Regions from separate parts of the Homo sapiens genome. Here region 2 is linked to region 1. Evidence: read pairs that join two places in POLR2A ChIA-PET (ENCODE). Cell type or tissue: MCF 10A. All regions are shown on one strand. Links, peaks and the distances in the headings refer to the core of each region. The heading gives the core; the rest is flanking DNA.

Region 1 (5,382 bases), core at 174-5,173:
CAGGGAACCCTTTGGGTCAGAGGTCACCAATCCTCTGCACCAACAATTCACTGAGCTGGGATAACAATTGGTGCTTCTATCAACCCGGCCACATGGCAGGATCACCCTCGTGCAAGGACGAGGCTGTCTTGCCTGTGCGTTGAAAAAGGCAGGACAACTTTCTGGAAGCATCTGCAATTCAAACGGACGGTTCTCCCATTTTAATGTCATGCCCTATTTTAAAATTACCTAGAGGAACTCAGACGAAGCACAGAAATGAAGGAGAAATTAAGCGCTGCTGGCTTTGCCCAAGATAGCTAGTACTTGTTTGCTGCATTAATGCTGCTGAAGATCTCCAGCACCCTGGTCTGCCTACAGAGGGGTTTGCACACCAGTATTCCAATTACTCTATAACCTGATCATAAAAGAAATAGCCAGTTCAGTCTGGTGAGTTATCTGGCGGAATCTTCAACCACAACAAGATGACCTCCCTTATAATGTACAAGTGAGTCCTGGGTCAACTTCAGGCCGTTCTGAGTTTCCTCCATCTACTCAGAGCTACAACCCTGCCATTCTTATGCCTTTGCATCCTTGCCTACCTGTGACCAAAGGAACCTGGTGTTTTAAAGAAGCCATCTGTCCCTCTGTAGAGTGGTATGCCAGGAAAAGAATGCTTTATTTAGCTGGCTGGCTACTCTGGTCACCACTTGTTCCGGGGTTTCAAGAGGGTCTGATCATAACTGACTAATCTTCTAGCCCAAATGGCCACTGCAGATTGGCAGCCTTACCAAACCATTCTCCCGTCAATCATTTCAAGCCAGGTCATGGAGCATTCTCCACTCCAAGTCACATTATCCCCTTTCTTCTCTTGCCCACAGTAAGGATCCCTATTCTGGCTATTACGGCGATATGGTTACAACTTTTGATAGGTGCACATTCCTAAAACATTCTTGCAATCAAGGTAAGAGGTGGAGCTCAGACACTGGACCAAATTGAGGACTAGATAAAACGGGGATGGGCTGCAAGCAGCTTTCCATAAGACATGCCCAACAATGTGCCATGTCAGTTTACCATTGCCATGGCAACACCTGGGAGTTAACACTCCTTTACATGGCAATGACCTAACGACCCAGAAGTTAATACCTTTTCCTAGAAATTTCTGCATAATCTGCATGCTATTAAAAGTAGGTATAGCCTGGGCGAAGTGGCTCATGCCTGTAATCCTAGCACTTTGGGAGGCCAAGGTGGGTGGATCACCTGAGCTCAGGAGTTTGAGACCAGGCAACATGGTGAAATCCCATCTCTACTAAAAATACAAAAAATTAGCCAGGTATGGTGGTGGGTGCCTGTAATCCCAGATACTAGGGAGGCTGAGGCACGAGAATCACTTGAACCTGAATCGCTTGCAGTGAACCGAGATCCTGCCACTGCACTCCAGCCTGGGTTACAAAGTGAGACTCCATCTCAAAAAAAAAAAAAAGAAAAAAAAAAAGAAAAGTAGGTATAAATATGATTTGAGAATGGCCCTGAGCTGCCACTCTGGGCACACTGCCTATGGGGTAGTCCTACTCCACAAGGAGCAGTCTGTCTGCTGCTGCTGTGCACCACCACTTCAATAAAAATTGCTGCCTAACACCACCGGCTTCCCCTTGAATACCTTCCTGGGCAAAGCCAACAACCCTCCTGGGCTAAGTCCCAAGGCTGGGGCTCACCTGCCCTGCATCACAACTGTCAGTCATCAAATATGCATGGAGCTCCTATTATGTGCTAGGCATTGGAAATATAACCACAAACAGTGCCTCCTCTTTTGACTAGCTCCCAGCCTAAGGGAGGAGGCAGACAGAAAGATGTACCCCATGGTGGGCATGAGCCCAGAGGGTGTTCTAAGAATACAAAGACAGGACGAGCAAAACCATTCAACCCCCAGGAGAAGCTCCAGAAACTTTTTTCAGAGGAGGTGCCCTCAGAGTTGAGGGTGCACAGAGGCTGGGCAGATGAGCTCGGGAGGTAGGCAGGGGTCAGGCACACAAGGGCCTTGGGTACCTTGCGAAGGTATCTGAATTTGATCCCAAAGACAATGGGAAACCACTGAAGAATGTTTAATAAAGGAGTGTTGTGATCCAATTTGATCCTAGAGGTATCTATCTCTCTTATAGCAGCCTGGAAGACTGCCTGTAAGGGGAAAAGTAAAGACAAAATCATTAGGGAAATGACAATAATCCAGACAAATCCAAGCACTTTGGGAGGCTGAGGCGGGTGGATCACTTGAGGTCAGGAGTTCAAGACCAGCCTGGCTAATATGGTGAAACTCTGTCTTTACTAAAAACACAAAATTAGCCGGGCATCATGGCGCACGCCTGTAGTCCCAGCTACTCAGAAGGGTGAGGATCACGCCACTGCACTCCAGCCTGGGTGAGAGAACACGACTCTGTCTCAAAAAAAAAAAAAAAAAAAAATCCAGACAAGAAAAGAGAGGGCCCTACAAAGGCAGGTAAAAGTGGACAGATTTGAGGGAGAGGAGAGGAGACAGTCAGGTTTCAGTGTTTGATTGCTGGAAGTAGGAGGAGGAGCAGAAGAAAGAGAAGGCAGAGTCTAAGATAATTTCCAGGATTCTGGCTTGGGCAGAAATAAGAACTTCAGGAAGAGGAAACAATTTGAGGGGAGATGATGATGTATTCAGCACCATGAGCCTGAGGGGCTTGTGGGACCTGCCACGGTGAACAGAGCAACGGCTAAAATGGAAAACAAACTCAAAGGAAAATTCCCACAGATCTGCACTTGTCAAACCGTGGGCTGCACATTCTCTCTCCATGACGTGCGTTTCAGGCTCCAGATGCTGCGTGCAGAGCTGCGTTCTTACCCAGTGCACCTCGAGGGCGCAGAATCTGAGCTAGAGTCAAGAGGGCGGCTGTGAAGAACACCACGCCAGGTGTTAAGGGTGACTCACAGCCTCCCAGGGTGGGGCCCCCTGGCAGCTAGAACCAGCGTGTGCATGCGCGACCTGCCTCATCAGCACACAGGCCTAGGGCCAGAAAGAAGAGGCCCGACCCACAAGGAATCTGAGAATGGGCAAGCAGAAATTAGAGAAAATTAAAAGCATGATTCATGGAACACATATGCCACATCCTAAGCCGTGGCTGCTTTCATGACACTGTAAAGGGTGTCAGTGGGTTGACATTGACAGATTAATGGGAGGATGTCTCCCCAAGAGCCGTTTGAAAGTGGAGAAGCTGAAGGTTTCACGGACACGATAGGATGAATCAATAGGGAATGAAAGGAGTCATGCAGATATACCCAGGTCATAGAAAAACACAAAATGCAAATCGAGCCAGCCTCCACGGACAGCTGAGTCACCCGAGAGCTAATATTTGCTAGGAGCCGCAGTATGCAAAGCATTGTGCTATGGATTATGCAGGGCTGGATTCTGGGAAACAAAACCCTTCCCTGGCTCATGGGGTCTTGTTTTGTTTTTGAGCTTGACTATAATCTGGAGCTGTGCTGTGCCACAGAACTTTCTGCAGTGACAGAAGTGTCCTAGATCTGCATGGTCCAATATGGCAGCCGGATGGCTGAGTGCAGTGGCTCACACCCGTAATCCCAGCACTTTGGGAGGCCGAGGCGGGTGGATCACCTGAGGTCAGTAGTTTGAAACCAGCCTGGCCAACATGGCAAGACCCTGTCTCTACTAAAAATACAAAAACTAGCTGGGCGTGGTGGCGGGTGCCAGTAATCCCAGCTATGCGGGAGGCTGAGGCAGGAGAATTGCTTGAACCTGGGAGGTGGAGGTGGCAGTGAGCTGAGATCTCACCGTTGCACTCCAGCCTGGGTGACAGAGCGAGACTCGGTCTAAAAAAAAAAACAAACCAAAAAACAAAAAATAATATGGCAGCCACTGACCAGACGTGCTCTTGAGTGTGTAACATGTGGCTAGTGCCACTAGGGATCTACACAGTACATTTAATTTTAATTAATTTAAACTTAAAGTTTAATGGCCACATGTGCCTAGTGGCCACTGTATTGAAAGGCACAGTTTTAGACCTTTGCTGCTCTCATGCATGGCTGGACATTCTGACTTTTTAAGCCATTGCAGGCTACTTGAAAAGACTTTATTTTTTATGTTAATCTCTAAAATTCGTGTGGATTCTTATGAACAAAACAATTACAGTGTTTACGTTGGGTAACAGCCTTCCTCTGGAGGCGCACCTTGCTTGCTGGTACAGTCAAGTGACTTCATTGATGTGAACAGCACACTGGGCCAGGCCTGGGGCACTGCCAGCTGCTTCTCGGTATCAGGTTCACTGCCTACGCCTCCTTCCGATGTAACCTTGAGTCCTGGTGACCTGGAATCTAAATATTTAGCACTCGGTTGCCACCAGTGAAAGGACTAGAATCTTATTTTTATTAGCAGAGCAAATGGTGCACTTAAAAAACTGACAGTGATCTCTACCTTTCTTCCCCATGAAGTAAATGCAGTGAGAACGTGTTCTCAGTCCTTGAGGCTTGTGCATTTGGAACGACGTCCTTTCCAGTGAGGATACAGGATCTTGGAAAGATGAGAAGGGCCCGTGATGTGTTGCTTTCTAGAAGCTTGCGGCTTACCATGTCCTGCGCCAATTAATCATTTTCATCATCTTCTATGGGGAAATCGGGGCTCCTGTCCCCTCTCTGTGAAGGTTCGTGGGGACAAAATTCCTTCCGTGCCTCTGTCAATCACAGCAAGCTCCTCTGGGCCAGCAGCGGTCTCGCCGGTGCCTGGGAAGGAGGGGCGTTGCTTTCTCCGTATATCCAGAAGCCTCTTTGCTTTTTAGTCTACTAAATTACCCACTTTCTAGTGGGTTATGCAGAGCCACTATTTATTTCCCTGTTAAATTCCAATCTGATGAAACAGTTCACAGGGTTGTACGTAACTCTGAAAAGGCTCTAAAATTAAGTTGCCATATTAGGTTGGCTTTTAAAAATGTGGCCTGGGACTGGGCTGAGGGATTCTAGAAGCCTCAGAACCTTCTCCTCCACCAATACCTGTTGGAGCATCACTTGCAAGTATATTTGGACACCAAGGCAGTTTATAATGTACTGTAATGTCAGTGTGCCACTTAGAAGTCTCCTTCGTTTTCACAATGATCCCACGAGATATGCATAATAAGTATCTCCTTGATGGGAAACTGAAGTGCTTGCAAGTGGTTTGCCTGAATTCACATTGTAATGAGAGGCAGAGCTGGCCTTTCATAAATGCTTTCTACTATGCCAAGCCACGACTGTAAATGTATTTAGGAAGTACCACTCTAAAGAACTTCTCAGCGCAGGCTTGATAGGTATTGCTTCATCTTGGACTTAGATGAAATCCAACTGCTGCATAACCAGCAGTTAGAGCCACTGGTTGTGGTGAGGAGGTTATGCCAGGAT
Region 2 (5,382 bases), core at 167-5,166, 200 kb after region 1:
GTGCCATTTTCAGGACTGGTCTTCTGTGATATTGTTCTTGGATTTGGCCATATCTGTACTGCTGGCTGCAACTGTGGGAGTTGTGGAGACTGGAAAAAAGAGCCCCATGTTGATTTCAATAGATGCCAGCAAAGCATTTAATAAAATTTTGGAATAATTTCCCCAGAATGTATATGGCATAATTTCCTAATCCTTACTTGAATGAAGATGTCTTTTATCTTGATTAGTGAAAGGTATTTTGACCAGACATAGTATTCATGGATCATAATCCTTTTTTTTCATGCAGCATGTACACGTTATACCACTGTCTTCAAGCCTTTTGTGCAGATGAAAAGTCTGATTCTCCTTTCTTTATAAGTGTCTTCTATACATGCAGTTTTACCATCCTTATATGCCCTGAGATTTTCAGGTTTAATCTCACGGTATACTTTATCCCTTTTATATCATGAGAAACCCAATGCTGCCAGTAATTCCTGTCTTTATAGTTCTGTGTTTCTGCCTTTCTGACCCCAGTTTTTTCTCTTTTTTTGGTCTTATTCTTTAAAGTAAAGATCTTTTACCTTATTTTGCAATAGCATGTTAACAGTTTTGGTCTGTTATATGGGCATGTCTTTCTGGCATGCCTTCATTGTCTGTAGGGATATTCTACTCCTATTCTCTCATTTCTTATACTAGCAACTTCGTATGAGATTAACCTTGATACTTTTCTGGGACTCATTTTTATTTGAAATAAATTTTAAAAATATTTTAGAGTGTGGCTGGGTTTAGGAAAGCATTTTTTAAATTTACAGAGCTTTCTCTTCTCTTGCTTTTCTGTACTTTTAAAAAATGTGGCAAGGCAGGGCACGGTGGCTCACGCCTTTAGTAATCCTAGTATTGGGAGGCTGAGGTGGGAGGATTGCTTGAGGCCAGGAGTTTGGACCAGTCTGGGCAACAAAGTGAGACTTTGTATCCACAAAAAATTTTAAAAATTAGCTGGGTGTGGTGGCACATGCCTGTGGTCCCAGCTACATGGGAGGCCGAGGCAGGAGGATAGCTTGAGCCTGGGAGGGTCTAGGCTGCAGTGAGTCGTGTTAGCACCACTGCAACTCCAGCATGGGCAACAGAGTGAGACCCTGTCTCAAATAAATAAATGAATGAATGAGTGAATGGCAGCTTGCTTTCTGAGATTTCCTGGCCTTATTCTCCTCCACTAGTTTGGCTTGAACCTTCTCTTTCCTTCGTCTCTCTTGTCTGACCCCAGTTTTCACCACTGTGTGACTCTGAAACCTTTCCTCTGTGCCTTTTAGAGTTTATTGTCAGTCACCTGTAAAACACCGTTTCTTTTTAACCTCTTCTCTAAACAATACCTTGATTTCCTTACTGTACCTGAAACTGAGCTCTCTTCCTGAGGGCACTCCTTCCCCTGAAGAGTTCTTTAGTGGTGGCTCCTCCTATTGGGAACAGAGATGTTCTGTTTGTTTCTTATTGCTGCATCTAGACTTCTGGGCTCTCTCCCACTACTCCAGTCATGTAGTTGTTGGTGATTTCAGGATCCATACAGATGCTTTTCATATAGGTTATCTGTAATCTGAAAATCCAAAATCTGAAATGCTCTAAAATTAGAAACTTTTTGAGTGCTGACATGACAACTCAAAGGAAATGTTCATTGGAAGATTTCAGGTTTTCAGATTTGGGATGCTCTGTGGTACATATATTCCAAAATCTGAAAAAAATTTGAAATCTGAGACACTTCTGGCCCAAAGCATTTTGGGTAAAGAATACTTAACATGCAATACTCTGGCTTCCTGACTTCCTCTCCTCCATTGATTTATCTTAGCCATTCAACTCTGTGGCATATCCTGTGCAGATGCTTTTAAACTCTCAGGGCATCTGCATTAACTGGGGAGCTTTGAAAAACTATAGATGCCTAGGACTCACTCCCAGAGATTCTGATTTCTTTATCAGTTTCTGACATTTTACTCTCCACCTACCACCTCCTATTTTTCTGGCTTACTTCTAGTACCCAAGAGTCTTAATTCTTTCATCTCACTGGGACTTTCTCATTTGCCACCTTTTCTGTTACATCGTACCCTCATATCCTCATTTCCTTTTCCAACTAGCTGAGTTCCCAAAGCCTGTCATTACACTTGCTCTTCTGAGTCTACTTTCAACCCTCTTGACTTCTCTCCCTGAGTTGTTCTTGCTTGGCCAAACCTTGATGAAAACCAACTCCATCTGTTTTATACCTGTATACTTGTAGGTGAATATGGCTCGAGCAAACAGCTATGTTGACTTTCAATTCTTGGCTAGTACTTAATGACTTTAAGTTCATGGTTTAGTGCTGCCCAGCTGTCTTGTTAACTCTAGTTCTTTCACGTTCCCATTGCTTAGATGATTATATCTTTCCCTTGCATTCACATTGTCAGTATTTCCATTCCATCTTCTCTCTCAGCTGATGACCTTGCTTTCTGTTTCATTAAGAAAATAGAAATAATCTTCCCACCACCTGCATCTTTACCAATCTTATTATGAAATAACTGTCTTTTTCTCTGTTGAAGGTCATTTCCTTCAGTTGTCCATTAGAACCTACCCCCCCTCACCTTCTCAAGGATATGTTCCTGTAATTCTTCCTCTTTTCTCCTTTTCTGCATTGCTGTGAACATAACTCTCAGACCACTAGACCTATTATTCCCCATTTGCAGCTTTCACATTATTCTCCTTCTTTCTTCCCTGAAAGTCTCTAGCTTTGTATCTCATGTCATCTGACTATATTACCTACAACCTCTTATTGTTGTTGACTGTATCTCCTGGTTCATTGTAGGGCATTCCCTACAATGATTTCTGATACTGACTACCTTGAATTAGGCCAGACTTCACAAGTTAAGGGCACAGTCCTCCGTAAGACTACTCTTCAAACACTAGCTGCAAACTTGGGGGATTTCAGAGGCACCCTCATTTTTGAGCAACTAGCTAAAATTTAGGGATTCTTGCTACTCCCTCACGTTTGATAATTCATTAGAACAACTGATAGAACAGGAAAGCACTGTAGGTTTGATTATGGCTTAATTGTGTCATAAAGGATACAAATCAGCATCATCCAAAAAGAGACACATAAGGCCGGGAGACTCCTAAATGTGAAGCTTCTGATGTCTTCTCCCTGTGGAGTCAGGATACATCACCCTCCTGGCACAAAGACATGTAGCAAATCATACGTTGTTTACACAGTGTCCACAATCTTCTGTGGCATTTCATGTGTAAGCATGACTGATTGAATCATTGGCCGCTGATGGAAGTAAGTCTTCATCTCCCTGCCCCACCTTGGTCAGTCTCCTATGGGTCAAAATCTCAACTCTTTAATTATGTGGCTGGGTTCTCTAGCATAGCCAGCACCTATCCTGCATCATTTTATTACCACAGACTATTTAGGGACCTATCATGAGTCATCTTGTTAGCATAAATAATCAGAGCTCACCATGAATAACAAAGACACTCAGGAAATTCCCAGGATTTAGAGACTACCTTTCAGGAACTGGGGACAAAGGTTCAGCAAAATTCTCTATTACACAGGATTCCCCCTTTATACTTAAAAACAAAAAAATTAGTTCTCCCCACCTTACCAATACTATTTCTAATGTTAATTCTTGGTAATTTTGATCATGTAGATATTTTTTCAACATTTTGATCTTTCAGTCCTTTGAATTTATTTCCTTCAATGAATTTGTCTTCCAATTTACCTCAACCATTCACTCCCATAGTCATACCCTAGATCTTGACTAATAGCTGCATCCTCCCCATAATTTCAGTTTCATGCATCCCAATCTCTGACCACCACTTGCTGTCTTTCAGTCTTTCTCCCTTTAGTACCCTGACTCCAATAATCCTTTAATCCCACTAGGACCTCTAATGCGTTGTTGCTACCACCATTTTTCAGCACCATTTATTGAAGAGATTTTTCTGCAATGTATGTTATTGGTTTTTTGCCAGAAATCAGTTGGCTGTAGATATATGGATTAATTTCTGGGTTCTCCTATCTGTTCCACTGGTCTATGTGTCTGTTTTTATGTCGGTACCATGCTGTTTTGGTTATTACAGCTTTGTAGTATCTTTTGAAGTCTGGTAGTGTGATTTCTCCAACTTCGTTCTTTTTGCTCAGAATTGCTTTGGCTATTTGAAGACTGTTGTGATTCCATGCGAATTTTAGGATTTCTTTTTCCTATTTCTGTGAAGGATGTCATTGGTATTTTGGTAGGGATTCTATTGAATTTATAGATTGTTTGGGGTAATCATTTTAACACTCTTCTTCCATTAGCATAAGACATTTTTCCATTTGTTTGGATGCTCTTCAATTTTGTTCATCAGTATTTCGTAGTTTTTCTTATAGAGGTCTTCAACTCCTCAGTTAAATTTCTTTCTAAGTATTTTATATTTTGTAGCTATTATAAATCGAATTGCCTTCTGGATTTTTTTTAGCTAGTTTATTGTTTGTGTATAGAGTACTACTGATATTTGTTTGAATTCGTTTGAATTCGTTTATTGAATTCGTTGATCAATTTTATGAGTTTTTGGTAGGGTCTTTAGGTTTTATTTTATTTTTTATTTTAATTTAAAATTTTTTTGCATATAAGATCATGTCATCTGCAAACAGGTTCAGTTTGACTTTCTCCTTTGTAATTTGGATGCCTTTTATTTCTTTTTCTTGCTTGATTGCTCTGGCTAGGAATTGCAGTACTATGTTGAATAAGAGTGAAAGTGGGCATTCTTGTCTTGTTCTAGTTCTTAGAGGAAAAACTTTGAGCTTTTACCCATTCAGTATGATGTTAGCTGTGAGTTTGTCATATATGGCCTTTACTGTGTCAAGGTACTTCCTTTTATACCTTATTTATTGACAGTTTTTTTATCATGAGGGGATGTTGAATTTTTAAAAATGCTTTTTCTGCATCTGTTGAGATGATTGTATGGTTTTGCTCCTTTATTCTGTTACTGTGATTTATTACATTTAATAATTTGTGTATGTTGAACCATAATTGCATTCCTGAGATAAATCTCACTTGATTATGGTGTATTATCTTTTTGATGTGTTACTGGATTTGGTTTGTTAGTATTTTGTTGAGAAGTTTTGCTTCTATGTTCATTAGGGATATTGGCTTGTAGTCTCCTTTTTTTGTTGTGTCTTTGTCTGGTTTTGGTATTAGGGTTATGTTGGCCTTATACAATGAGTTAGAGAGAATTCCCTCCACTTCAATTTTTGGAATAGTTTGAGAACTCTTAGTATTAATTATTCTTTAAGGCTTTGGTAAAATTCAGCAGTGATACCATCTGGTTCTGGACTTTTCTTTGCTGGGAGACTTTTTACTGATTCAATTTTTCTGATTACTGATTCAGTCTCAGTGCTTGTTGGTC

Evidence for each region. ChIA-PET counts read pairs that join two places held together with the same protein. Peaks named below come from ENCODE experiments on the same cell type or tissue, not always from the same donor. Only the 100,000 strongest peaks of a DNase experiment are listed, where the experiment ranks them.
Region 2: POLR2A ChIA-PET joins it to region 1 with 5 read pairs; 2 of 35 experiments call an interaction of 5 or more read pairs at or near these places.

The regions. Positions count from the first base shown.
Region 1 is chr17:62,776,269-62,781,650 of GRCh38, forward strand. All of the region lies in intron 3 of MARCHF10 (membrane associated ring-CH-type finger 10), which reads right to left. Among named protein-coding and RNA genes, the nearest start is that of MARCHF10, 29 kb to the right of the region's middle. In MCF 10A, for the core only: no CTCF peak of the experiment used is centred there; DNase peaks (open chromatin) are centred at 2,923 and 4,223.
Region 2 is chr17:62,978,791-62,984,172 of GRCh38, forward strand. The region is part of intron 1 of TANC2 (tetratricopeptide repeat, ankyrin repeat and coiled-coil containing 2); the gene reads left to right. Among named protein-coding and RNA genes, the nearest start is that of TANC2, 15 kb to the left of the region's middle. In MCF 10A, for the core only: no CTCF peak of the experiment used is centred there; no DNase peak of the experiment used is centred there.